Regions from separate parts of the Homo sapiens genome. Here region 1 is linked to region 2. Evidence: chromatin loops called from intact Hi-C (ENCODE). Cell type or tissue: endothelial cell of umbilical vein. All regions are shown on one strand.

Region 1 (2,500 bases), 150 kb after region 2:
CAATTCACAGGTTCCTATTACACAGGTGGATGTACTTAGAGAGTTTTAGCACAAAAGCTGATACAAATATGAAAGTGTGCTCAGTCGAATGGTTAGTGAGGTGCTACAGGTGAGTGTCGGCGATGGGTATCCTCCTGAGCTCCACGATCTGGGAGTCAGTCAAGGTGCCCCCCTCCTGGCTGCCTTGACCAGATTCATTATCACTGACACTGAGACCAGCACCTGCCACAGAAATAGAATGAACACAAAAATCCAAACTATTAGTGCAGTGAATTCTTAAGAATCAATTTACATTAGGTCCAAGCCTGTTTATTTCTATTATATTAGTAAAAAATAAGCCATACATTTAGAATAGATATTATTAATACCTAACAATTATGAAACTATCTTTTACATTTCCTTTGGCAGTTTTTTAAATTGTACGGATTAATTTCTAAAGACACACATTTGGGTTCTCAATCTTTACTGTTTGTTTTTCACATGGTGGGCAGGTGTAACCTACTACCACAATATAATCTCTCAATTGAGGGCTCATCAAAATAGAAAATCAGTCAGGTTATTAGACTTTTTCACCAGTGGGGTAGGATTTGCTGTTACAAAACATATAGGCCCCGAATTCATATGCACTGAGGTCCATCACTTGAGATTCAGTGTTGGGCAGTGATCTGAGAAGAAAGACAGGCATGTGAGAACACCTGGAGTCACACCAGTGCCCTGAAGACATTGGCTTTGAATGATTCAGATCTGATCCTAAGATAAAAATAATTACGTAACACAGTGCCAAAATAGATCCACACAGGAATTCCACCACAGTAGTTACTGTTAACTACTGACAGCGCTCAGAATCTGTTTTGAGGAAGCTCCACTATTCATTACTTTTTTTTTCACAACTCAGATAATTGAGAAAAAACTATGCTAGAGTAACACCTTGTTCTTTTCTTTTTCTTTCATATTTCTAGAGAACAATGTTCTTTTCTTTTGTAATAACGTTCAGAGGAACACATAAACTCTCATCCTCTCTACACACACACAATGGGGATGTGGTCATAGGGTGTGCTGGATGAATCACCAGAGGTTACCAGGGCCAGCCCCACTAGACTCTGCAAACAAGGAGGAAAGTGAAAAACCGGTTGCTCAGGCAGCTGGGATTTCCCTTTCTGTCTGAGAGGAAGAAAAGGCAATTCTGCAGAGTTGACAGTTGTGGGAAAATGGTGAATTGGCTTAATCTTAGCCTATCTGGAGATGGAAGCCAGAGCCTACTAGTGACCTTCTAGCCAAGCCCTCCTTCTTCTGGGTCTCTGACCTTCGCACTCTCTCTGTTAAAGGCCGCTGTTGAAACTCCACTTCCTCTCTTTGCTTCTGTGACATGGTACTTGCCCATCTTATCCTCTGATCTGCTGGCTCTTTCTAGATCTATTCTGCTTTCTCATACACTTCCTCCTGCTGCCTCATTTCTGGAGGCCTTGTTTTCTGCCCTGTCTCAAGGCCTGCAGGATCCTCTTGCCTGCACTCTCTCCTAATGTCTCACTAGGGTTTCCAAGCTCAGGACACGGAGCAGCAGGTCACTGCCTTTTCACACGACGTTCTTATGCTGGCACCTCTGCCTGGGGTGCTCTTCTCACTTCCCACCTCCTTCATCTGGCTGCCTCCACTCTTCCTACCAATATCAACTCTGCTATCCCTTGAAACATGATGATTCTCTTTTAAAATTTCTGACCCCCCCACTGGATTATGTCCTTCCTATCTTTCTGTCTCCTAGCTCATAGGACAGTGCTCAGTACACTGCAGGTGTTCAGCAAATGTGTGCTGAATGTAGTATTAAACTGTGCTCTGCATCCTAAGTCGTGAACCTGCCTGCTCCATCTCATCTCCTGTTCTGTTCCTCTGGTCTGTTCTGTATTCCACTGCCCTCTCCTTCTCAAGAACGAGTGTTAGTTCCTATTGCCAGTTACACTGAGTTGGGAACCCTCTGCTTTGGCTTTCATATCAGTCTTTAATCTGTCTCTAGCCTATCAAATAGATGTATCCCAACCATTGCCTTTTGGAGCGCTTTCTCTGAAACTGATCAGGTCTCCTGATGCCCTGAATGCACCATGTTAATTCCAGCCTGAATGTCTTCCTGCCTGCCCATCAGGGCCCATCTCTATACCTTTTTACAGATACTTATTTTTCCATCTCCTCAAAATAGGGAGCTGGAGGACATAAAATGTGAAAAGTTCTCATCCCTGACAAAATCATTAATCACCTCCCCTTTATTCTCTCACACTGCCCAGGTTTTGATGATAAATTTAATAATACTCCTATCTACAATGTATACATAAGCCATAAAGCAAAATGCTTAACAAACACTCATAAACTCCTTTCTTCAAGAACCAGAATATTGCCAGTGACAATGTATTTTTAAAAATTTACTAAGTTGCTAAAATTTACCAATTAATACATTTCACATCAAAAAAATCAGATTTCTGGTTTCTCTTGAAAAAAAAAAAAAAAAACTAAC
Region 2 (2,500 bases):
TATTTTAAACACTAAATATGAGCTAGGAGCTGTCCTAGACACTATGTAAAAGTTTTATTTAGTTCTCACTGTAATGTTGGCCTTATGTTAGCATCCCATTTTTCAGACTGAGGAAATTATGGCTCAGAGAGGTTAAGAGACTTATTGAAGGTCACACAGCTCCACAAACTTTGGTGTAGATTGAACGTGTACATGGGTCTATGTGACTTTGAATCTTGCATTCTTTACATTATTGGAATATTTCACAGAAGGAAAATGACATATTAACATGGCAATAAGATTTCTGGTTCCAGTCTGGTTACTGGTCTTCCAAGAGTGTTATAGGATGTATAGCCTGAGCTCTGAAGCTTTGTTCTGAAGCATGCTATCAATATGAACAAATTGGTATGGAAGGAAGCCACAAATTATATACTAAAATCTAGTTCATCAGAGGAAAATATAGTTAAATACATTTACATTCCCAGAACTGTTAATATTGAAGAATAAAACACACAGTGGGAAAGAGACGAAGAGAAAATACGCCTGTTTTTATGACTTGTTGATATCTACAGGGTTTTTCCTTAAGCCTCACAACAATTTACAGCATTGCCAGCAGCATTCAGTACATTCAGAACAGGATAATTTCACCCGCAGCTGAACTAGGGCCATGCCTGGGACAGACAGAGAATGGCCTTCCAGCAGACATGCCAAGAAGCAAGCCAGGGTCAGTGAGTGAAGAGGAGGGCAGGCCCATTTGAAGCAACACAGTTTATGTAAGTGTGATCTAACTGCTTTCACTGGAAATGGGTCAGACTCCAGTTGAGAGAACCAGGGGCCTGAATGACCCCAGCAAAATCACTGTGGCAATTCTTTCAATCACCTCTGAGAATATGGCCCTGTGACGACATAATGACGTTTGGATTAATTCCAGTCGGCTGTGTTTTCCCCTCCTTTCTTGCCTCCCCGTAGTTGATTTGCCAAATTTTTTTTGTTTGCTTAAATACGCGGAACTAAACAGGATACATTATATGACAGTCTGTGATAAATTTACCACTGGGAATAGGGAAAAAGTATGGGATAAAGAAATAGGTATTTTTCGCCTCTCACAGCTGTGATTCAGTTCTGACTCAAAAGGAAGTGTGCCACCTACTGAATCACAGAAACCACTTCCTGTGGCTGTTTGGTTTATTCTGGAGGAGCATCAGGCCAAGTGCTGCCCTGCCCTGACCCTGACTGGCTCTTCAGAGCCAAGGCATTCACAGCTTGAGGTGGTTTGGCCTCAGACTCTTGAGAACATTGCATATTAAATTACAAGTGTTTCGTTTCCTAGCAAGGAGTCTTTAGCAACATGAAAACGAACGTGTGTTATTTGCAAACCAAGTATATCATTACTGAACCTGAATATCCTTACTTTTTCATAAGGTACGTATTCCGGATGACCACTCTTAAGATCTGAATGTACACTGGTTCTGTTTTTCCTGAGGGGAACTTGGGCAGTCTGCAGGGTGGCATTTACCAGCTGAGGGACTTCAAGAGCACCCTTTAATCAGTGTGGCAGCACTCAACTTGTATTCACTCACTCAGAGTATTTTTGAGCATGTACTTATTGCCATGTGCTGTGCTAGGTAGGGGTAGAGGGTACAGTGGTGAACAAGACCCCACAGCTCCTGACCTCATGGCTCATGTGTTCTACACCATAAGGGAATCAAGCTGTGTCTCCCGGGGCAGGGGCCTTCCTCTGTTCACCATGCAGCCCCAGCATCTAGCACCTGGCGTTGCATAAAGGAGGCTCTAAATCAAGCTTGTCCAACCCAAGGCCCACGGGCCACATGTGGCCCAGGATGGCTTTGAATGCAGCCAAACACAAATTTGTAAACTTTCTTAAAACATTATAAGATTTGTGTGTATGTGTTTTAGTCCATCAGCTATTGTTAGTGTTCATGTATTTTATGTGTGGCCCAAGACAATTCTTCTATGTGGCCCAAGGAAACCAAAGATTGAACACTCCTGCTCTAAATACTTGTTTGTTGAATAGATACATGAAAAGAAAGAAGGAGAGAAGGAAGAAAGGAGGGCGGAAGGAAAGGAAGAAGGGAGAGAAGAAGAGAAGAAAGAAGCAGAGAAAGGAAGAGAAAAGAAATTACGGCCAGTGCGGTGGCTCACGCCTGTAATCCTAGCACTTTGGGAGGCCTAAGCGGGCTGATCACCTGAGGTCAGGAGTTCGTAAGCCAGCCTGGCCAACATGGTGAAACCCTATCTCTACTAAAAATACAAAAATCAGCAGGGCATGGTGGTGCGTGCCTGTAATCCCAGCTACCTGGGAGGCTGAGGTAGGAGAATCGCTGGAACCCGAGAGGCGGAGGCTGCAGTGAGTTGAGATCATGTCACTGCACTCCAGGCTGGGCAACAGAGTGAGACTCTGTCTCAGAAAAAAAAAAAAAGAAAGAAAGAAAGAAAGAAAGTTACCATTAGTTTTTTGTTGTATTTGCAAGCAAAGACAAAAGCACCAAGGTACTTGTTT

What was found. Hi-C counts contacts between places; a loop is a spot of excess contacts. Peaks named below come from ENCODE experiments on the same cell type or tissue, not always from the same donor. Only the 100,000 strongest peaks of a DNase experiment are listed, where the experiment ranks them.
Region 1: a loop joins it to region 2, with 7 times the contacts of the local background. A loop is called at or near these places in 3 of 110 quality-filtered maps.

What each region holds. Positions count from the first base shown.
Region 1 is chr5:91,161,504-91,164,003 of GRCh38, reverse strand. It overlaps ADGRV1 (adhesion G protein-coupled receptor V1), which reads right to left. Exons shown (of 90, transcript NM_032119.4): 90 at 1-222. The coding sequence ends at 104. All of the region lies in intron 6 of LOC107986432 (a long non-coding RNA gene), which reads left to right. Among named protein-coding and RNA genes, the nearest start is that of LUCAT1, 150 kb to the left of the region's middle. RefSeq lists enhancers at 1,099-1,228, 1,249-1,298. In endothelial cell of umbilical vein, no CTCF peak of the experiment used is centred here; a DNase peak (open chromatin) is centred at 1,093; H3K27ac peaks cover 2,226 bases.
Region 2 is chr5:91,310,547-91,313,046 of GRCh38, reverse strand. All of the region lies in intron 3 of LUCAT1 (lung cancer associated transcript 1), which reads left to right. Among named protein-coding and RNA genes, the nearest start is that of LUCAT1, 2.6 kb to the left of the region's middle. RefSeq lists enhancers at 665-1,209, 572-1,771. In endothelial cell of umbilical vein, no CTCF peak of the experiment used is centred here; a DNase peak (open chromatin) is centred at 1,076; H3K27ac peaks cover 2,195 bases.